Linked DNA regions of Mus musculus: all the other regions are linked to region 1. The links are chromatin loops, found by intact Hi-C in ENCODE. Cell type or tissue: heart. All regions are shown on one strand.

Region 1 (8,000 bases):
GATATTGGAGATCTCAAATCACTCCAAAGAGATGTGTGCTGGTGTACATTTATATACCCAGAACTCAGGGGGCTAAGCCTTGAAGATCAAAGGTTTGAGTTACAGAACTAGAACATGTCAAAAAAAAAAGAAAGAAAGAAAGAAAGAAAGAAAGAAAGAAAGAAAGAAAGGAAGGAAGGAAGGAAGGAAGGAAGGAAGAAAGAAAGAAAGAAAGAAAGAAAGAAAGAAAGAAAGAAAGAAAGAAAGAAAGAAAGAAAGAAAGAAAGGAGAGAGAGTGAGGGGGAGAGAGAAGAAGGAGAAAAGGAAGAAGAAGAAGAAGAAGAAGAAGAAGAAGAAGAAGAAGAAGAAGAAGAAGAAGAAGAAGAAGAAGAAGAAGAAGAGGAAGAAGAGAAGGAGGAGGAGGAGGGAGAGGAAGAGGAAGAGGAGGAAAATGTTTCTATTATTAAAAGGCACACTTCATGAAGTGGCTGACAATGTTCTCCACAATATCTCCAACTCAAATGAAATTATGTTTTTATAGGTCACTTATTAGAGTAGCCCTCACAGCATATTTCAGACTGTAATAGTTTACAAAATATAGATATGTTAGAGGCCAATGTGTCAAGACCAATGTTCTGCCTGCGGTATGATTGTAGCCTCTGAAAAATAAAAAATCCTATGAACTTTAGTTTTTTACTGTCTATACTTGGAAGTACAGATACAATAAACTACAACTACACCTCTCTCCCCATTCCTGCTGATTCCGATAGTTTTCCATTGTCCAGCTTAACCTGTCAATTTGGATTTGTTTTCTAATATGTAAAGATGGCCATTAGATTAGACACTCATCCCTCATTGTCTTTTCCAAAAGTTCAGTTTCTCTCCAAAGATCATTTTTAACAGATTTCTCATTAAACCCTCTAATCAAATTGTCCATTAGTTGTCCTTGAACTGTGCCACTCTGTACTGTGATGTTTCCCTGTAGTGGGTTGGTCTAATGTTGCTTGTATTCAAATGCTAATATGAGACAAGAGAGCCTACATATAGACATATGTGACCTTGCCCCCAAGTTATTTCTGACTGGTGAATAAAGATGCTGACCGCCAATACCGGGGCAAAAGAGACATAGGTGGGTTTTAGGGTTTCCAGACCTAGGGGGTCAGAGGAGCATGAGGGAGAGAGGAAGGTAAGAAGGAAGAGAAAGTCGCTATGGGTTAGGAGTCAAGAAAGCACGGCCCTGAGGGCTGGCCAATGGGAGTTAAGAACAGCCTAGATGAAACATAGGAAGTGATAACTCGGGGTTATTGATGGGAAAGTAGATTCCAACAGCATAGAGGGTACTTACCTACCCAGCTCTAGTGCTGATTAAGGCTTATACTAATAAAAGTCATGCGTCTTTTATCCGGGAATTGAGTGATCAAGGCAGGGTAGAAACTCCAGATTGGGGTCAAAAATTTCTAAACTATTTCCCAGTTCCATTTACAGCATACTGAAAACCACTTAGACCTCGTGTCATACACTGAAACTCTAATCCTATTTATATAATTTAGTGGCCTGCTGTGGTTCCTTAAATGAAAATGGTCCCTATACGGTCACACGTGTACACGCTCAGCCTTGCAATTGGTAAACTGTTTGGGAAGGACTGTTTAGGAGGTGTGGCCTTGCTGAAGTAGGTGTGCCTTTGTTGGAGGAGGTGTGTCACTAGAGGTGGGCTTTGAGGTTTCGAAAGCCTACTAGAGACTCAGCCTATCCCTCACTCTGCATGTTGCCTGTGGATAAGGTTGTAAAAGTTCTCAGCTACCACTCCAGTGCCATTCCTGTCTGCTTCCCATCATGACAATAATGGGCCCAGACCCTGAAACAGTAAGCAAGCTTTCAAATGCTTTCTTTATAAACGTTGTCTTGGTTGTGGTGTTTGTCTCCTCACAGCAACAGGACAGCAGCTAAGATACCTGCAGTTTGCTTCCAGCCTGGCTTTTCCACTCATTGAATAGGAAAAAAGCAAAGTGACTCACTTGGGTTTGTGTGTGTGTGTGTGTGTGTGTGTGTGTGTGTGTGTGTGTGTGTGTGTAAAAGGTTTGCCACCTAAATAGTCTTATTTATTAAGAAAAAGAATAATTATCAATGGAATTGAATTGAAGACCCAGAAATGAACCCACACACCTATGGTCACTTGATCTTTGACAAAGGAGCTAAAAGCATCCAGTGGAAAAAAAGAGAGCATTTTCAACAAATGGTGCTGGCTCAACTGCAGTTAGCATGGAGAAGGAGGCAAATCAACCCATTCTTATCTCCTGTACAAAGCTCAAGTCCAAGTGGATCAAGGACCTTCACATAAAACCAGATACACTGAAACTTATAGAAGAGAAAAATGGGGAAGAGCCTCAGGCATATGGGCACAGGGGAAAAGTTCCTGAACAGAACACCAATGGCTTATGCTCTAAGATCAAGAATCAACAAATGGGACCTCATGAAACTGCAAAGCTTCTGCAAGGCAAAGGATACTGTCAATAGGACAAAATGGCAACCAACAGATTGGGAAAAGATCTTTACCAATCCTACCTCTGATAGAGGGCTAATATCCAATATATACAAAGAACTCAAGAAGGTAGACTCCAGAAAATCAAATAACCCTATTAAAAAATGGGGAACAGAGCTAAACAGAGAATTCTCAACTGAGGAAACTTAAAGGGCTCAGAAACACCCAAAGAAATGTTCAACATCCTTAGTCATCAGGGAAATGCAAATCAAAACGACCCTGAGATTCCACCTCACACCAGTCAGAATGACTAAGATCAAAAACTTAGATGACAGCAGATGCTGGCGAGGGTGTGGAGGAAGAGGACCACTCCTCCATTGCTGGTGGGATTGAAAACTGGTACAACCACTCTGGAAATCAGTCTGGCGGTTCCTCAGAAAATTGGGCATAGTACTACCTGAGGACCCAGCTATAACCACTCCTGGGCATATACCCAGAAGATTCTCCAACATGTAATAAGAACATATGTTCCACTATGTTCATAGCAGCCTTATTTATAATAGCCTGAAGCTGGAAGCAACCCAGATGTCCCTCAACAGAGGAATGAATACAGAAAATGTGGTACATTTACACAATGGAGTACTACTCAGCTATTAAAACACAAATGACTTCATGAAATTCGCAGGCAAATGGATGGAACATGAGAATATCATCCTGAGTGAGGTGACTCAGTCACAAAGAAACAAACATGTTATGTATTCACTGATAAATGGATATTAGTCCAAAAGTTTGGAATACCCAAGATTCAATTCACAGACCATGTGAAGCCTAAGAAGAAAGAAGACCAATGTGTGGATGCTTCAGTGCTTTTTAGAAGGGTGAACAAAATACTCACAGGAGGAAATATGGAGTCAAAGTGTGGAGCAAAGACTGAAGGAAAGGCCACCCACAGACTGCCCCACCTGGGGAGCCATCCCATATACAGCCACCAAACCCGAATGTTATTGTGGATGCCAGGAAGTGCTTGCTGATAGAAACCTGATATGGCTGTCTCCTGAGAGGTCTGACAGAGCCTGACAAATACAGAGGAGGAAGCTAGCAGCCAACCATTGAACTGAGCTCAGGGGTCCCCAGTGCAGGAGATGGAGATGGAACTGAAGGGAACCATGGAGGGAACAATAGTGTCAACAGGCTAGACCCCCTGGAGCTCCTGGGGACTGGACCACCAACCAAAGAATACACATGGAGCAACCCATGGCACTGGCCACATATGTGGCAGAAGACAGCCTTCTTGGTCATCAGTGGGAGGAGAGGCCCTTGGGCCTGAGGGTATTAAATGCCCCAGTGTAGGGGAATGCCAGGGTGGGAGGATGGGAGTAGGGGAGTGGGGGAGCACCGTCATAGAGGCAGGGGGAGGATGGATGGGATAGAAGGTTTCCCTGGGAGGGGAGACCTGGAAAGGGGAAAACATTTGAGATGTAAATAAAGAAAATACCCAAGGGGGGTGGGGATAAATAAAGCTGCAATGAACACACTGGAAAGAAAAAAAAAGAATATTTGGGTGTGGTGGCACACATCTTTAGTCCTGTTACTCCTGAGGTAGAGGCAGGTCTCTGTGAGTTTGGGGCCAGCCTCTTCCATATAGGAAGCTCCAAACCAGCCAAGGCTAAACAGTGAGACTCTGTCCCAAACAAGAAAGAGCAAAGAACGGGAAGGAACTACTATTAACTCTTACAGTTCTTGACTGAAGGTACAGTAATGATCCTAACTCGCTCAATGGACTTGTCTCTCCTAGTAGTAAGGATGCCTTTGTGTGGAACGAATAGCGTGATATCCACCTGCAGCCACCAAGGCTACACAAGGAATAGGGACAGATTCCCACTGAGAAGGACAGTAGAAAGATAGGGCATTACCTCTTCACAGTCCCGCCAGGCTTGCTCATTCAGGCTCAGAGGGTGAGTCCAGCAAAACTATCCCCAGATTCATTTGAGTGTGCGACTTGAGGAGTATAAGGAGCCACGCTATGAAGAAAGCTGTGGTGGAGAGCACAAAATTTCAGAATAAAAGCAGGACGGGCTGAAAGAAAAATCCAGAGGCAGCAAGCCAATCGCTACTGCTGGGCTTGGAGTATACCTTGCAGTCTGTTTGTTGTGGGGAGTGAGACCGGTATAAATGGCAGAATTACAGGGATTCTCTTGCCCAGTTTACCTTACAGTTAGAGTGGCGTGTGCTTCAAACCTGCCAAGAAGCAACAAGAACAAAATGTGCCGAGCCAAGTTTTAAATTTGGATATTCTAAATGGGTGTGCTTGCTGATGCTGGCCATCTCAGGGCCAAGGAACTCAGTCGTAGTGGCTGATGGCCACGGGCTGACAATGCCTTATTTATACACGTGCTTTACCTATTCACATCAGTTAAGACTGGCTTGAGTTTGTCCCTATGTTGTTAACTGATTCCTCCTCTAACACCTTGCAGTAGAGAAGAAAGAAGGCCTGAGAAGAAGGCAAAGCACTTAGTGCACAACTAGGAAGCTTTATCCCTACTGCCCATGTAAAAGCTGGGCACAGAGCGAGGTGCCCGTAAACCCTGCACTATGGAGGCAGACTGAGGATATGCCTGAAGCTTGCTGGCAGATCCATCTAGCCTAATTGGTGAGCTCCAGGTTCAATGAAAACTCATTGCTCAAAGACAAAAATAATAGGGAAAGCAATCCAGGAGACACAGATTGTCAACATCTGGTGTACACACACACACACACACACACACACACACACACACACACACACGAAAGAAGTTCAGTATGGAGATGGACCTATAATCCTAGCATTCAAGAGGTGGAGAAATGAAGATCCGGAGTTCAAGACTATCCTGGGATGCATAGGCTGAGTTTGAAGCCAGATTGATCTACATAAGACCTGAACTAGACAGGCAGAGGCAGGCAAGCAGACAGACAGACAGACAGACAGACAGACAGACAGACAGACAGACAGAAATCTAAGTACAGCTAATGGCATAGGATGTGGACATGACCTGAGGATTAGCATGTAAGTAAGCATGACATGACATAGAAAACATCACCTGTCATAATGGAAAATGTTTGAGAGCCTCTGCTCAAGACAAACAAGCTGAGAAGCCTCGTGCGAATGCCACAATAGATGCTAGAGCATCTTGGGAAGGCACCAAGTCCCCAGGAATCTCTGCTTTATCATGGCAAAGCAGAGACTCAAGCTACTCATTGCGTTGGATTCAACTGTGGTTTCCCAGAATAGAGAGGTATTTAAGCCAACATTCTCCTTTTTTGAATGACTGGGTGAAAATTTTACAGTAATAATTTTTATTGGCTGCCTTCCAAGATAGCTCCTAGTGATCGCCACCTCTGGGTGGCCATGGGCCATGTGATCCTTGCCTACTTTGTACTGGGCTTGGTCTGGGGAACCAATAAAACATGGCCCAAGTGAAGATGTATGGCTTCCTATAGCAGGTCATGAAAGACATTGCTATTTCTGCTCATTCCCCAGCATCAACTGCTCTGGCCTCTGCCAAGTATGGTGTAGCTTTATGGTAAGTTCCACTGAAACAGGAATTGCAGAATTTTTCTGACCGTGCAACTGGGCCATTTGGGAAGCAGATCTTCCAGCCCCAACTAAGTCTTCTACTGACTGCCGTTCCAGTGATCATCCTGACCCAGTCTCATGAGAGCCCCTGAGCTAGAATCACTTGGCTAATCCTCTTTCAAAAGCCATTTAAGAATAAATCTTGGGCTGGAGAGACAGCTCAGTCTCTAAAGTGCTTGCCTTGTAAGCCTGAGAACTTGAGTGTGGTCCTCAGAACCTATGTGAACGAAGCCAGGTTCCACGGAGCATGTGTGTGATGCAGGGAGACACAGACAAGCTAATCACTGAGGCACACTGGCCAACCCAGTCTGAGTTATGTGGCGAGCTCCAGGCCAATTAAAGACCCTGCCTCAGAAAACAAGGAAGACAATGTTCCTAAAAACGATACTCTGGCCTCTACACACATCCATGTGTATAACCACATACATACATATACATACATACATACATACATACATACATACCCAAACAACATAGGTGAACATGTACATACACCCAAAATAGATAATGAATCTTGCTACTGTTTTGAACCTTTATGTTTTGGGGTAATTTGTTGGGAAGTGATAGAAAACACACATAGAACATGCTAATTATTGTTTGTTTGTTTGTTTTTAAGATTTATTTATTTATTATATGTAAGTACACTGTAGCTGTCTTCAGACACTCCAAAAGAGGGAGTCAGATCTCATTATGGATGGTTGTGAGCCACCATGTGGTTGCTGGGATTTGAACTATGGACCTTCGGAAGAGCAGTCAGGTGCTCTTACCCACTGAGCCATCTCACCAGCCCGAACATGCCAATTATAAACTGCTTTTATTTTTCATTCAGAAATAAAAGTTTTCCAAAATTTCTAAAGTATTTAATATGAACTTGTTAATGCTTTGCCAAAAAAAAAAATCAACCTTTATCATCCTTGCACGAATCTGCTTCTTACTTAAACCAACTGATACATTATTTATTTGGGACTTAGGTCTATTCCCCATCAGTGGCCCTCTGGAAGTGACCCTACTGTGTGCTTGTGTATATTTTAGGATAATGACTAAGCTTGCGCTGTTTGGGTTATGAAGTAGTAAGGTATTTCAGACAGTTTTAAAATCCATCTGGTCTCATCAAAAGAATGTATCTCATCAAAAGATTATTTTTCTTTCTCCCATGAATTGAACAAGAAGTATTTAAAGGACCTTTGTGTTAAACACGGTTAAGTGTGTAAGCGAAGTGATCTGGTTTGTTTGGTTTTTTTGTTTGTTTGTTTGTTTTGGCCACCTATGAAAAACATCAAAAGGTTTCAGAATTATTCTTCCAATATTAGAGAAGTTAGATAGAAAACCAAAAACCCAAGTCATTCTCTCTCACCACAGGGAAGGTGTGAACAAGAGGCTTCATCAGGAGGAAAGGGGTCTTCTCAGACCCAGGATCCATCCCAGGAGACTGTACACTTCCTCTTCTTCTTCCCGGGGCTTCGCCATTCAGGTGGGTCTGTGGGTTCTGAGAAAGTCTGACCTGACAGCATCTGACCAGAGACAGAAAAAGCATTCTCCAAACATGGTTCTCTTCTGTCGTTGCCATCCTAGCTGAAGGCCCCTCTTCACTTACTGCACACGATCAACACCTAGCAATATTTACGTAAGTCTTACCTGTGACTTATGTTTCTAAAAATATAAATAAGCCTCATCAGTCACCAACTAGAAGATGAAAGAAATAATAATATTCTACTCAAAATTGTTATTTAAAGGCCAAAGAAAAGTAGGCCATTCAAAGGATGGCTTCCCAAACACTGGAGCACATTTTCCTTTAAAACTCTGGAACCCCTTATTGATGGATGAGCGTCTTCCACATCAGTGCTCTCCTGACACTTAGACTGTATGCTGGGCACCTCCTTCTGCTCCCTCTCCATTCAATTAACAATTTGAAGGCTCAGTTCCTCTATG
Region 2 (8,000 bases), 98 kb before region 1:
TACGAGAGAACAACCCATAGACTGCTCCTGTATTTATTCAGAATTTTTACACCGCAAAGAAGCCCATGACCACACACCCCCTAAGGAACTGGTCATAGCCCCTAAGAACAAATAAGGAATTCCAAAGAGCTGGGTCACAGAATCCAAAGTAAGAGTAAATTGCTTTTCTGTATGTCTTTCTCTGTGTCTCCAACTCCAGACAGCATCATTAGAAAATTCCTGGCCTCAGATTTTATTGACATTTATTTTATCAAAGCAACTCTTAGATTTTGTTAAAGAAATATCCCACCTCAGGTCCATATTTTAGTGTACATGATAAATAGAAAGATGCTTAACTGCCATATATTATCCAGCAGGAAAAGAACCTTGGTTTAACTGACATTTCACAAAATTGAAGCCCAAGGTCTTGAAACCCCCACTAAAACTTATCATCTTGTACCAGAAACTCTGAACAGAATCCGGAGTTACCGACTGTTGATGAAAAAAAAAATCTATAAAATCTTTACAGCATAACATTATCCTCAATCTTGAGTTGGTAATACATTCTGATAGTGATTTTGCTTCATCTAGAATAACTAGTTGTATGTTTCACAGTCTCTAGCGTCTCTAGTTGTCCCCGGTAAGAACGGCTAATTTTGAGTCAAGAGAGCTGCCTGCCACACCTGTCTCCACACAAGCGCTATGAGTCAGTAACAGGGCTTGCTCTAAGGAACTCTTCCGCATGCTATGGTCATGTGGCCGAAGTCACAGACCCTGAAACTGTATTGAAGATCATTCAAAACACATTTAGGTCTGACTTTAGAATAGACAGTTCCATGTAGCCACAGACCCAGTTTTTATTTCTGTTTTATTTATGTCGGTGCTAAAATCCATTTGAAATCCCCGAGAACCTGCAAATGTAGTGCCCTGCACCCCAGAGCTTACCTGTCTGTCAGTGGAGGCCACCCTAAGATGAAGCGGTGGCTAGAGACAGCCAGCCTGACGAATTAACCTGCCTGTGCCCAATTAGTTGGCTATGCTAATTTTCTGAATTCCCAGCAATGATAAATATGGGCTTGCATCTTGGCCCCAGATAACCTAATACTTTTGGATCTGAAATATTTAACTTTGAGAAGCAGGACCCTAGTCTGACCGTAGTGTGACAGTCATCCCATGTCTTTACCTACCACCTTCAACTAAAATAACTCAAAGAAAATGCTTTGTCAGGCTGTGACTGACATTCTGTCATGGCGACAGTCATTTCTGCATGATTAGAATTGTAAAAGCAAGCAAATGCTGGCCACAACGCTGAGTAAGTCTGGGGCATCTGTAGCTCTCAGTGTCACAGCCTGATGGAGAAGCATCAGTGAGAGGCTGGAGAAACAGCCAGTCAGTCTTCATGGTCTGAGACAGAAAGAGCACGCTCTGTCTTCTCACTCTTTTAATTTATTGGGACACAGGGTCTCACTATGTAAAGGAGGCTCACTCGAACTCATGATCCCCCTGCCTCACCAATAAGTACCGGTTTTACAAGCAGGCACCAACACACTTGTCCTTCTCATTTTTCAAAGCAGAGACCCAAATGTGTTAAAAAATAAGCTGATGGAGTAAGAAGATGAAATAGGAAGAATGGAGAGAAAGGAAAAACAATTAGGAAAAAAGCAAATTTAGCAAAATGGAAGAGGATAAGCCAATGAAAACATGTTTTGCCCATAAAAGCATGCTTAAAAAAAATCTAGCAGGGTGTGAAAGAATAAAATGAAATATGCTCAAATATTAAAGAGTTTCTCTTTCATAGGGATACTATGGAAATTTTTTTTTTACTTTCTCTTTGTACTTTTATGAGTCTTCCAATTTTTTATTGGTTTTATAATTATTTATTTGGGACACTTTATGATTATGAGAAGTAACTTTTTTAAAAATTAAAGAACAGCTAGCATGGAATATTTCACATCACAGCTTCTCAATCCCAGACACGGACACAATTGTGTTACTCCAGAGAGCAGTCTGGAACATTTCCAGGGAGCCTAATCCTTCAAGATAAAAAAAAAGAAGAAGAAAGAAATGCATTTTAGAATCATCAAGACTGCAGGCTCTGAACCCCGTAATAGAAACCTATAAGCTAAGCCTCCAACTGGACCACTATAAAGGGTCTTTTCATTTCACTGGGTACAGTGCACACATGGAGCAGGGGAAGAAACCCTCCTCCGTGATTCTATCTCATGGGGCCCATACCTGAGGATCTGTCCCCACAGATGGCACAGATGTGTTTCACCAGAGACCCAGGGCTGGTGGATGGGTAGTTCATATTTCCAATCCCAGGCAGACCTGGTAAGGGCTTGATGTCCTCAGAGCTGCTGACACTGTTGACCACATTTAGCTGCAAGAGAAACAGACAAAAGCAAAGAATAAAAAGACACAGATAGGCAGGGTAAGCCCAATCCTTAGGCCTCCTGCAAGGCGCGTGCATGTGAGATGAGCTCCATTGCAAGAAGGAACTTCCAAGTGCAGGGTTCCCCAAACTGCTCATCTATGACATGAATGTGAGGTCATGGGACAAGAACACAAGGTGAAAGAAATCGTTTCTAGAAGCTCAAACATAAACCCAAGCATCACAACACTCTATTAAGCTGTTTGGGTTTCTTTCTTTTATTCATGTGTTTTACTTGAGCTAAGCTCTGTGCCGCACACTTAGGACGATGTCAGCTGTGTGATTTTAAATTTTTTATCAACTACTGACTGCAGCTTCAGCAGTGCACCAGGAGGAGCTATGGCCTTCGGGCAAGATGAGCAGACTCTAAGAGACAAGTCCTTTCCCTAACACACACACACACACACACACACACACACACACAAATCCATTCACCTGTCAATCACTGGACATTCTCCAGGGCACTGAGACACAAAGGCAAATGAAAATGCACATCTAGGGCTTCCTGGTGAACTGGAAGAGAAGGACAGGTGAATGGCTCATCTCTATGCGCACACTGAAGACGCTAGCCCCTGTGTTCAAATCATTGAGCAGCAGTGTCTTAGTCGGGGTTTCTATTCCTGCACAAACATCATGACCAAGAAGCAAGTTGGGGAGGCAAGAGTTTATTCAGCTTACATTTCCATATTGCTGTTGGTCACCAAAGGAAGTCTGGGCTGGAACTCAAGCAGGTCAGGAAGCAGGAGCTGATGTAGAAGCCATGGAAGGATGTTACTAACTGGCTTGCTTCCCCTGGCTTGTTCAGCTTGCTTTCTTATAGAACCCAGGACTACCAGCCCAGGGATGGCACCACTCACAAGGTGCCCTCCCCTTTTGATCATTAATTGAGAAAATGCCTTACAGCTGGATCTCATGGAGGCATTTCCTTAAGGGAGGCTCCTTTCTCTGTGATAACTCCAGCTTATATCAAGCTGACACAAAACCAGCCAGTACAAGCAGCAAATGGGCAGAACACTCAAGCTTGGTTTTGAACTTGGTGGTAACTAACAGACGATCTTTCCATGAAAATACAAAATCTGTACAGCCAGATACTAGATCCTCTGCAATGCCCAGTAAGCCCTGACCACCATGGCACTGCGCTGGTGCGAATGATTGTCTGAATATGTAGGTCAGCTTGACCTTCCTGGTCCCCATCCCTTGTCAAAAGTGAACATTTCCTCCCCACTTATCCTGGTGCCCTTGAGGAAGTGTCTGAGAGGCTGAAGCTCAGTGCTTTGTAGTTATCAGAGAAAGCAGTCATCCAGTCGGAAACAGGCGCACTCAAGCTCAGTGCCCCTGCCTGAGGGTGCACAGTGGGCTTGGCTGGGCAAAGAGAGCTGCAAAACCTAGAAGGTCTGTCTCTTGGTCCTCAAAGACATTTGGTCTTCTTGAGGAGTCAGAATATGTACGATTAGGAACCCGTATAAGGGGGTGAGGGCTTGCGAGATGGCTCAGTCAGTCAAGTGCTTCCTGCGCAAGCGGGAGAACCTGAGTAAAATCACTAGAATCCATTAAAAAAAAAAAGACCAAAATGTGGTGGCGAATGCTCAGAACCCCAGTGCTTGGGAAGTGGAGTGGATCCCTGGGACTCTCAGGATGGCAGGCCTAGCTAAAGCAGCAGATTCCAGGCCAGTGAAAGACCAGCCTCAAATGAAGGGGAGGAGGAGGAGGAGGAGGAGGAGGAGGAGGAGTGGTGAAAGTAAGGACCGACAGACAGACAGATGCAAGTGAGACCTGAAGAACAACTGAAGTCGTTCCATGGCCTCCATAGGCATAAGCACACACACACATACATACCCACAGAGAAAGAGACAGACAAACAGACACACACATACACACACACACGCATGCACACGCACAATAGTATAGGCAACTTGAAAGAAAGGGAGTTGATGTGGATCTGCACATGTGTATCCACTAGAGCCACCAGGATAATATCTGAGTGCTAATACAGGGTCCACGGAATCCCTGACTTCCGAATTATGTTGTCTAACCATGTAACCGTAAGTGCAAACAGAATCAGAGGTAGGATTTCTCCCTTATTCTGGAAATGTTGGCATAGGAAGAACAATTAGTTAAAAACATAACCTACAATAGCACCACAATAGGTTCCTTTAAAAAAAAAAACCACTAGCTTTTCGATTCACTTAGCAAATATTTATTGAGCATGGGAGACAGACAGAGGCTCTGGGCTAAAGGCTATAAATATTTTATTAATTTGTATAATGGATAAAAACATAAGAGAAGAATGGAAGAATTCTTTTCCCTCTTTTCCCTCCTTTTACATTAGGTTAAGCCAGCCTATCTGGAGCGCACACCCGGTATTTTATCCTGCTTCTCTGTAGTATACAGAGGTTCTACACCTAGGAACTTCAAGAGAAAATGGTGCCCAGGCTGGTGCCTGGTGCTTCTCGTATGGCGGGTCTGAGGACGGCTCTTACTGGGGCTTTCTGTCATTTCATCAATGATACCCATATACCTTTGCAGGCAAAGAACCACAGCATGGCATGAATCGTGACAGTGTACGTTCCAGGCAACAACTTTTCCTAAGTACCCTAAGAGGATATAAGTGAACACTTGGATCCATAAAATAGAAGCCCTTATATCAGATGAGCCCAAAGAAAAATGGCTCTCAACCCTCCTAACGCTGGGACCCTTTAGTACAGTTCCTCACGTTGTGGTGACCCCCAATCAAAACATTACTGTACTTCATAACTGTAATTTTGCTACTATCATGAGTCATATGTACGTATCTGACATACAGGATATCTGCTATGTGACCCCTGTGAAAGGGTTGTTTGATCCCTCCCAAGGGGGTCACAAGCCACAGCTAGAAAACCATTGCCAAATTGATCGTGACCTTGTCCCCAAATCCTCAGGCGACCAAGAAAGATCCTAGGAGTAAAGGCCACCATTTCAAGAAGATGCCACCAGCCCCCTTCCTCCCACCCAGGTGCTAGCTCTGCAGATGCAGGTTGCAGCGACCATAGAAGAGTGATAGGTGCATTGTGACCATCTATGGAGAACACGATCACTGCTCTCCAATACTGAAAGTCCATGTGACAACCCAAGGGGGTCTTCCTGTCTTTATTCTGTGTAAGGATGAAGGGCTATACATGTCTGAACTCTTTGGGTGTGTATGCCTATTCATATGCAGATGCCAGAGGAAGATGTCAAGTAGCCTATTCCTTTACTCCACCGTTATTCTCTTGAGACAGGGTCTCTTGCTCAGCCTGGAGCTTAGCTGGTGACAAGTACGCCCCAGCAATCTTCCTGTCTCCATTCCACACAAGGCTGGGGTTGCAGCCACACCTAGCTTCTTCCTGGGGATTTGAACTCGGGTCCTCATGCAAGTACAGCCTGTGCTCCTACTCACTGAGCCATCTCCATAGCTCCTCATATGAAGGGCTTCCTAGGTTTCTCATATGAACACAATTAGCTTCGCCATGGTTTTTCCATTTGTTCATTGAAACGCTGTGGAGGTTCTACAAGTAAGAGTAAGAAGATACAGGCACCGTCTCAAAGAGTTGCCGAGTAAAATTGGGGAGGATAGTTTAGGAAGGAAAGAGCACACGCTGTGGGATCAGGGAAGACTTCCCGAAGGTGGCAGCACTTGGGATAAAACCTGCCCCCAAATGGGTAGGAGATGGGTGGACCAGTGATGGGTAAAGGCTTTGAAAGTGAAGGTATGATGCCCCAAAACCTATGGAGCAACTGTGCCCACGGGGTAGATGTGTATAGCAGGTGATGTTGAGAGACGGGCGTGGTAGCCTTGAAGACTCCGCTGCCTGGCTAGGAGGATGGCAATTAGGGAAATTTTGAGCAGAGGAATTATAGCTTTCAAACTCAGCCAATGAAGCAGGGGGTGTAGTAGACCTAGGAAGGATGGGAAAGACGCACTTAGGTACACACTAGGTCTAATTGCCTGGTGCCAAGTGCCCGGGCTCCTGGATCCAAGGTACTGGGGCTGGCAGGAGACACTGAGCCCTCACCTGTCCTTGAAGCTTCCTACCCCACCCCCTTGACTCGGAAGCCATGAAGGAGCAGAGCAGTTTTACACATTCTCTTCCCGTTCTGAGTCAGCAGCTCCTCCCACTTCTCCATGAATTCCAACGGTGGTGGGACAAAGTGCTCAGGACGAGTGGCTTTCCTCCATCCGACCCTCTGGCTAGCTCGGGGCCTGTGTGGGCTGAGACCACCGGTGGTGCGGGGGATTCAAAGGGAGCGGGCAGTGGAAGGCAGCTGTCCTCAATGCAGGCCTATTAGCTGCCTGGCCCCAGAGTCCCTGAACCTTGGCTGTCTCATTCCATTAGAGGCAACTCTGCTGAAACAGGCATTTTAGAGCTGAAATTCAGCAGGCGATCTGACCTGCCACTGCACGCAGGCTCGCTGTGCCTGGGACAGGAGCACGCTGGCTCATCTATTCTGTGCAGATTGACCCAGTGGCTGATGCTTCCTGCATACCTCTGGAGCCATTTCAGAACACTGGCTCCATTCCTGAGCCGTCTCCAGCCTCCAATGTTTCACCCAGGCCAAGTTTGGGGTAGTGTCGGTGTTCTAGGGTATAGACTCCACCGCTAATCTTGGAATGGGTCCAACTACCACCTGGAAGCTGGTTTGGCCCTACTCTTCCTCACTATAGATTTTGGTGTTTGGTTTTTGTTTTTTTTGTTTGTTTGTTTGTTTGGTTTTGGTTTTTTTTTTGTTTTTGTAGCCCTGGCTGTCCTGGAATTCACTCTGTAGAGCAGGCTGGCCTCGAACTCAGAAATCTGTCTGCCTCTGCCTCCCAAGTGCTGTGATTAAAGGCGTGTGCCACCACTGACCGGCCTGACTACAGATCTTAACCAGGTCCTTCCTACCACTTAGCAGAGATTGTTTCCTCTTCTCTGGACTAGATCAGTGGTTTTCAAGTTGTGTGTGTGTGTGTGTGTGTGTGTGTGTGTGTGTGTGCTCACGTGCACACATGTGTGTTCCCTAGCTATGAAAAAGTTGAGGCTTCTTATATTCTGAATTTGCTTCAACCAAATCTGATTTGTTACTTAAGACAGCATCTCACTCTGCATCCCAAACTCGCTCTGAAATGATCTTCCTGCCTCTGCCTCCCAAGCACAGGCACTGCAGGTGAGCACTGCTGTGTCCAGCTAGCCAAGACTTTTTTTTAATGGACATGTATATTGGACTCCCAAATACCATTTTGTTTTGAAGATGTTATAGTTTGACTTCTATTTATTATCAGATTGGATAATCTTTAGGTCTACTCCAACAATAATGTTTTCAGTTTTATGAAGATATTTGCTATTAAAAAATGCAAACATTTGAGAGGGTAAGGACCCAGTTGTCAATAAATTACTAAGCAAAACAAAACAAAACAAAACAAAACAAAAACAACAAAACCAGAAGCAAATCAATAAGGATCCCAGTCAGGCAGTGTGGGTTGGCAGGGGAGAAAGAAGTGGGGGGCTCCAGATATTTGTGGGACCTTTTCAGAGTCTTTCCAACAGAATTATAGTAACAAGTATACAGCATTTTATACACACACATACACACACAC
Region 3 (8,000 bases), 58 kb after region 1:
TTCCAGGCACTTGTGGGTGGCGTGATTGGTAGTTAAGGCTTGTGCCTGGACCTCTCTGGCTCTTGTAACTTGTCTGTTATGTAACACTGGACACTGGTACTCCTTGGAGTCTATCCCTTCACTACAGGGCTCATTGGGTGGCTAGGAGATCACATACCTGACACTGGCAGTTACTGTCCTTTTAACAACTCTAGAAAGGCAATGTCCATCCTGGTCCACAGAACAAGTTTCAAGACATCCAGGGCTATAGAAAGAAACCCCATCTCAGAAAACAGACAGACAGACAGACAGACAGACAGACAGTAGATTTTATTTAGTGCTTGAACGGGCACCATTGCTTCCTTCTGTGGCCATAAGGTTCCCTGGATGTCTTGAAACTTGTTCTGTGGACCAAGCCCTCAGTTAGAGATGTGCCTGCCTCTGTCTCCCTAGTTCTGGGGTTGAAGGTGTGCCACCATCACCATCCAGATCAATAAAATCTTACCCCCAAGTTACACTACACAGGCATCTGCACTGAAATCTACAAGGCATCTGGAAAACCAAGCCATGATCTCTCCTTGATATCAGCCGTAGGTCACAGCCTTACTTTTAGTCCTAAGAACATGGAATAATACCAGCCACGGTACATAGATCTATCTGTTCTGAGCTGGAAGTGGGATCTAATCCCTCTGCTAAACCTTGTATGCAGTTCTGAGGCTTCCTCTTGGGCACTCCTGGATAATGAATGCTGCAGAAATGCACAATATGGAGGAATCCTAAAATCAAAGGCATTCCTGGGGAACATAAGGAATTGGAGTGAGTTCCTCCAGCCTTTACTCTTAAGGATTAGGCATCTTTGAGTGAAAAGATACCAGCTTCTACCAAAGTCAGACCCAAGGTGTATATAGACAGCTGCATACACTCGGATTTGGCCTGTGGGCCCCAGTTCTCTCAGCATGCTTTGGAACTTCTTTCTCTTTTCCACACTAACCTTATCTGTTTTCATTGCTTCCGTTGGCCCTTGGCCCACAGCCACTCTCTCGGTGAGGACTCTGTTTAAGAAGAGCTGGACTGGATCAACATCTGGGGTGAATGGGATACCCTGAGTGGCTCTTATACCAAAGTCATCAAAATGTTACCTTCTTTAACTATGAACCCATGTTCAACAGCTAGGAAAAAAAAAAAACAAGTATTGGCCTGTGTACCACTGATTGCTAACTCCACGTAAGTCCTCGGTTGGCCCCATTCACACATTTAATACACTGGCATCTAGATTTCTCATTGCTTTCTTCCTAGGCAAATAAAAATACACCCAAGTCAACTTCCCTTAGCACCAGAAGCAAGGCAGCTATGCATCCATGAGTCCTGAGGCTTCAGGATTAGAAACTGTTTAGCTACCTCAAACAAAGGGGATGCCTGAGGTTGGCCATTCCAGGGAGTTAGGTGTAGCTGGTTAGTGCCACTCAGTCACCTTTAGCGTGGCTTATTTATCTAAGGCTTTTGAAGGGGAGCGTGCTTGTCATAGTATGGTCAAACAGGTAAGGCCAGGTCTGATGCTCCTGTCCTGGAGTCAAGAATGCTGGAAAGTGAAATGCAGAAACCTGGAGTCATGGTCCTCTGAGGGAAAGAAGACTCTAAGAGGGAGAATGGTGTAAAAGAAAGGTGGAAGAGCTGGTGGTGTGGCTTACGAGGTAAAGCCACTTGTTACCAAGCCTGATGGCCCGAGTTCAGTCCCTGGGGCCCACACGGTGGAAGAGAGCTCCTGAGACTTACCCTCTGACGTCCATGTACAGTCATGTCCATGCACACATTCCCCACAAACACACACGTGCCCAAATACACACACGCATACACCCACACACACACACACACACACACACACACACACACACACACACACGTGCACATACTCATGCACACATACACACACTGTAATTAAAACATTCATCAAACAAAGAGTAGAGAGACACAGTAGGAGCATTCTGAAAGCTCTGGAGGTCAGTCAGGGACCATCACTCCTGGGAACATCTCCCAGAGTGTCCTAGGATGCCCAACCTGAGCATCACACGCTGCTGCACTCCCAGAGAGTACGGCCACTGTGAAGACTAATCTATGATACAGTGAAGACTCTACTAGATGCTCTAAATTTATCTCAGATGCAATGTTCTAAGATCGAGGGAGGGACTTGTTTATGTTTTTTTTAACTGATTTTTTTTTTTAATTATAAAGAAAGGTTGGCTTCCCTATCAATTAAATCTTGCTTCAATTGGGAAAACTATCATTTAAGTCATTACATTAAGTGTTTGAGATTTCTGCCTGAAGAAGGTCACTTTCAATTTAGTAAACATCCCTAAGTCATCACGTTAATTCCCAGCCAGTCACCCGAGAAATGCTGAGTCAGGAAACATAACCAAGCATTAGCTAACTAGCCATGAATCCACTCGACTTTATTCATTTCTCTCTTGGCAGAGAAGCAAGAAAAGGAAGCAAGCCATCAGAGACATTCACGCATCATTCATTCAATAAGTATTTATTAAATGCCTAGTGCCAGGCGCTATGCTAAGCTAAATACAAGTTTCATTGAGCTATTAATATTCCCACCTACATTATATGTGAAGGTTTTTAAAGAATAAGGTACTGCTTTCCATAAATAACCCATTTTAACTCCTGAGGTGCTTCATCTTCATTTCTGACCTCATGCCTTCCCCCACAGAGAGAGTTATACACCCCAGACCCCATTCCTCTAGAGACTCCTTTCATCTGTCAAGCACTTAATGAGCAGAAACTCACAGTAGAAACACTAGACCTGTACTCGCTGTGTTTAAACTCCTTGAAAAACACAAGTCATAAGAAATGATTCATATTATCACACTCACAGGTTTTTATTCTGCGTTTGGGCTTTGTTTTAAGGGGAATAACTTACTGTTCAAAAAAGTCTTTTTAAAATAAGAATGTGTACATGCATGTGTGCACACACACACACATACACACACAATCCAAATGTAGACAAGGATGTATAAAACCTAGAAATAAAATCTTAAGAGTCTCACCTTATCAGAGGATTTATTACAAAAGAGGCAAACCCCTTTCCTATCTTCTAAAAACAACTGACATCCCTCAAAATTTAGAAACCAGGAAACGGTCTGCTCTAAAAGCTGATCACCAGAAAGGATGATAGGGCTGGAGACATCCCAGGTTCCCACTAGGAATGGACTAAGGGCTTATATCTGGCCAAATCCTCTCTGACACCTCCGTGTGGAGCTGATATGAACACTCCAAGAATGCCCTGGCACACACCTGCACACAGGGCCCTCATGTGTGTTCCCCCCACACCTGCATGCCTGACTCCTCCAGAGAGCAAGCTTACCTACATACACAAAACACCCCTGACCACCCAGAAGGAGAGGTGAGAAACCTCTCTCCCTCTGCCTCAGAGTCTCCCGAGGCTGCTGACATCACAAAAGTGTCAACTGGCAACCTCATTGTCATGCGGTTCTCCCCTGGCTCCCCTTCACTTACAAAGGCAGGGAAAGGGTGAGACCTTTCAGAGCTGCCAAGTGGGCGAGCTTCCAACAGCACTCGGACTGAGCAAGTAGCAGAGCCACCAAGCCGGCAGCAGGGCACTGGGCCTCGTGTTTCAACTTCTGTTCAGTTCTCCTGTAATGGAAAATTGCTTTGCACAAAGCTAGAGTGTTACAGTTTTTTCCAGCACCCATCCCCTGCCCTGCCCCACCCCTCGGCAGCCTTCAGATCAGAAGGACAGCTTGTACCCGCCCTCAGGAAGGTAGAAGGAGGGGAACCTTGGCTTCTTACTATGTCCCTTGCTTCAGGCCCTAGCTCCAAGTTGTTACTCTTTTCTCTTGGAATGGGGTTGGTATCAGGGTCCAAGTGTCCAAACAAGTGTGTGTGTCAAGACCAAGAAGTAGCCTGCATAGATTTGCACCTAACGGAATACCCAGCTGATATTCCTCTGAACACCCGGAGACTATACCTGAACAATAACAAAATCACTAGTTTACCAGCTTTGCAGCTGGGATTCCTCAGTGACCTCGTTTACTTGGACTGTCAGAACAACCGGATTCGAGAGGTGATGGATTATACCTTCATCGGGATCTTCAGACTCATCTACCTTGACCTCAGCTCCAACAACCTAACTTCCATCTCCCCTTTCAGCTTCTCAGTGCTCACCAACCTGGTGCGGCTGAACATTTCACACAACCCTCACCTGTTGTATCTTGACAAATACGTCTTTGCCAACACCACGTCTTTGAGGTACCTGGACCTCAGAAACACCGGATTGCACATCATCGACCATAATGGCTTCCACCACCTGGTGGTGCTCCAGACTCTGTACCTAAGTGGGAACCCCTGGATATGCAACTGCTCCTTCCTGGACTTCACCATCCACTTATTAGTGTCCCATATGGACCACCCAGGTAAGGGGTTGATTGGCAGTGGGTGCCATGCCATGGGAGGGACTGGTTTCTGAGAGGGGTAGTCAAAAGATGATCGGGATGGAGGGAAAGCTGTGTGAGATGGTTAAAAAGTACCGTCACTGTTTGGCCCGGCCCCCTCCTTGGGTTGACTGGAGAGGCAATAATGCTTAATAGCAATAGTTCTAGAATGAGAATTCAGAACTCAAACATGTCACCTACCACTCCTGTGCCTTTAGAAAAATCTCATTTCTCTGCACCTGTTTTCCATTCCATAAAACCGGTACATATTACATAATTTGCAGAATTGTAGCCAACAAAATGTGTATGTAAATGATACAAAATGTGTACTGTAATTGTAAAGTTACAAAGTAATTCAAGGGCACTGGGCTCCCCTGGGTAAACTGTGTTAATCTGATTAATGCCGTGACTGAATTTTTCCAGGGTCTAAAATAAATTCAGTCCTTCACAGGTGAGGGAGAATCCAACAGGGCTCAGGGAATGTTCCACGGGTGTGGCAGGGGTGGGGTGCACAGGAGCCTCGGGGACAGCAAAAGACAGAGGACAGAAGGAAAGCCTTTGATAGACTTGTTTCAAAATGCTGAGCTCACAGGAAAGTGCCAAGCTGGGAGAGTCCGGTGTTATAGACTTACCTGGGGAGAGTTCCAAGCTAGGTGCTGCCACTGAGGCAACCCTCTCTGCAGTGGTTCCTTTAGTACCCCAGTGTGTCACATCCCCATCCCAGGGACTCTGTTGTCTCCTTCAACCCCAGGTAAGTCAGAGCTTCAGAGAAATGAGACCCCTTACAGAAAGCCTGGGGCCACTGGTACTGTCCCTGGGACATGGCGATTCCTAGCCAAGAACGGGCCTGCAGAACGGAGAGTCATCATTCCTCCAGAGCTCCGGGGTGATCGTGTCCTAAAAGGCCTTCCAGGCAGGAAGCCCACTGGAGTGAAGCAAGCCAGGATTTCCAGACCAGATTTAAGGAGGCACTGAGAATAAGCCCTCAGAGTAAGTGCCTCCTTAACTTTTGTGCCCTGGGCATCTGCCAAAAATCTCATCCTAAGTTGTTAGAATAACAAAAAAGGAACCATAACTTTGTCAGAGATCTCAGTAGCACTAAGACTGAAGACAGGAGCGGTGGCCCTAAGTAGCTTCCTTCCCATCTTCTCTAAGATGGTTCTACAGAGTTCTCTCCCAGAGAGTCAACTGCCCTGCATTGAATGTAGTTCCTAAATGTGATTATTCCTGCCAGCTCACATCGTATCTGGTGCAAAGATATCACCTTTTCCTGCCCATCCCCACAGACATACACACATTACACATTTTTATTGCTCAGATGTGTTTTAATTAGCATTTGTTGCTTCCTATAATATGTTACATTCACTCCCCATTATGTCTCTTATCCCACTCCTTTCCTACTCATTTCTCTTCTTTCATGGTGTGTGTGTGTGTGTGTGTGTGTGTGTGTGTGTGTGTGTGTGTAGAGAGAGAGAGAGATCAATGAGTTTAATTGAGCATAGGCAAGGTGTTATTTATAGAAACATGGGCAACTTAGCATTGGCTCCATCACTGAAGAAAATGGCTTCCCCTTCCTCAGCAGCCACTGACTGCCAGAAGCTCCTCAGGAAGGGGAAAACCTTATGAGCCCCTCCCCCATCTCCACCTCAGGAAGGGGAAGACCTTATGAGCCCCTCCCCCATCTCCACCACAGAATGCAGACAGACCCAACTTGTGCTGGTCTTCTATGATCCACACACATCATTCTTGAGCAATGGCCACCAGGTTGCCAGGGCAACCTTCTCCCCTACCTGACTATGGCAATTTACCTTCTACCCTGGCTTCTAAGCCTACCATGCAGTTCACCAAGCTTTCCTGCAATTTTCCTTAATCAAATTTCTGCTTTTACAGTTGTGTCTTCTCAGAATTTTCAGGCTGACTCCTTTGGACTGCTTGACTCTTTCAATTCTACCCATAATTGAACAAGATTATAAGGCAGGTCTTTTTCACTGCATGTTTTCAAAGACAGCAGAAGGCATAACTGTCTTGTCAAGCTCAGAAACCCCTCATAGATAAAGGAGTCACAGCTTTCCTCCACTGGCCAGTGGGACCCACAACTACTGATTGGGCCCTGCTGCTTGTCCCTGTTGTCCAGAGGGTTAGAAGAGCCTCAGAGGCCACTTCCAGAAGTGCGATCCCACTGTTCCTAGTCACTGCTGGTATCTCAGAGGACAAGGATAGGTCACGGCCAGATAAATCTCTGTGATTTATCCTCACAGGTCTCCATAGGCTGGCTGGGCCAAAATCACACCACTAATACACATTTAAAAAATCAGTTTCAAATTGAGGTCTGAGCTATGCAGTTTAGGGCCAGTTGGCAAAAAAACTGAGAAAATCCAGTCATTTGGGCTCGGAGTTTTGAAGATTCCATGATCTGCTTCTAGACCTAAAGCAAAGCAATGAGGACCCATAGCAGAAGATGCTGCTGAAGGGAATGTGGTCCCAACATCCCCTTCAAGGACATGTAGCCAGCTGCACACGTTCCTAGTCCCTCCTCTTAAAGGTTCCTCAACCGACTAATAGCTACATGGAGTTAATAGAACGTTAACGTTTTTCCACAGACCTTCGGGAAACATTTTAGCCCCACACTATAGCAAGGTCTTTATGAGACTGTATTATCTTTTAAATCTGAAAATCATAAAACTATCATCTTGTATCAGGTTAGTTAAATGTAACTAAAGTAGTTTTATTTCTTATCTGTCTACTCCTTAGAACTCATAAAAGATTGTTTACTTTGATTACACAGGCACTATCAAAATTTAATTGCAATACTCTATTACCTACCCAGATTTCTCATAGTCTATCCAAACTCCAAAAGGAGAATTCTACTCTAGTGCTGGACCTCTTCGGATCTCATTCAATCTCATATTCATTCTCTCCCTTCTCCTTACCTTTCTCCTCTTCCTCTTCCTCCCTTTCACACACACACACACACAAGCATGCATGCATGCAAACACATAAAAATCACATGAACAAACAAGCACAAAGGTGGGTAGAGCCATATACATATATACATACCTGCCTATAAATTACATCTACATAACAGGTATCCACGAAAACATACACCAAACTGAACACACAATAAAAATGTATTATATGCCTCTCACCTTTAGCTAAATTTAATGCAAAATAAGCACTATTTCAATCGACTCTCCTGTAATTATTCTACAGGGTAGACATACCTTGGCTTATACATGAACATTCTTGCTGAACTCTACAAACTCTCTTACTTATATCACATTTGCTGTCAAAATGGTGAACTTGACATGTTCTAGAACGGGACTCACATTTCTCTCCCCAGATAGCCACAGTTCAGGATATAGGAAGAGATCAATGACACTAGAAGAGTAGCCTTATTGTAAAGGGGAATCCAGTTTGCACGTAGGTTCCTTTGAGGTAAGAAGGTACTACCCTTCAGCACGAGTGTGGTCCCTGTATTGCAGTATTAAGGGCAGGCAGTATGGTGGTGAATGTTGATCTCTATGTTCCTTATGAAACGAGAAGTGAGGGGCTGGAAAAGTGGCTTGG

What was found. Hi-C counts contacts between places; a loop is a spot of excess contacts. Peaks named below come from ENCODE experiments on the same cell type or tissue, not always from the same donor. Only the 100,000 strongest peaks of a DNase experiment are listed, where the experiment ranks them.
Region 2: a loop joins it to region 1, with 2.4 times the contacts of the local background. A loop is called at or near these places in 2 of 42 quality-filtered maps.
Region 3: it touches region 1 in a loop (2.1-fold over the local background); 2 of 42 quality-filtered maps call a loop at or near these places.

Annotation. Positions count from the first base shown.
Region 1 is chr1:167,520,838-167,528,837 of GRCm38, reverse strand. No RefSeq gene overlaps it. Among named protein-coding and RNA genes, the nearest start is that of Lrrc52, 58 kb to the right of the region's middle. In heart, no CTCF peak of the experiment used is centred here; a DNase peak (open chromatin) is centred at 4,737.
Region 2 is chr1:167,619,287-167,627,286 of GRCm38, reverse strand. Rxrg (retinoid X receptor gamma) reads right to left here. Exons shown (of 10, transcript NM_009107.3): 3 at 2,215-2,359. Among named protein-coding and RNA genes, the nearest start is that of Rxrg, 25 kb to the right of the region's middle. In heart, no CTCF peak of the experiment used is centred here; no DNase peak of the experiment used is centred here; H3K27me3 peaks cover 1,052 bases.
Region 3 is chr1:167,462,508-167,470,507 of GRCm38, reverse strand. It overlaps Lrrc52 (leucine rich repeat containing 52), which reads left to right and starts at 3,728. Exons shown (of 2, transcript NM_001013382.3): 1 at 3,728-4,415. The coding sequence starts at 3,794. In heart, a CTCF peak has its summit at 4,307; a DNase peak (open chromatin) is centred at 3,527; H3K27me3 peaks cover 692 bases.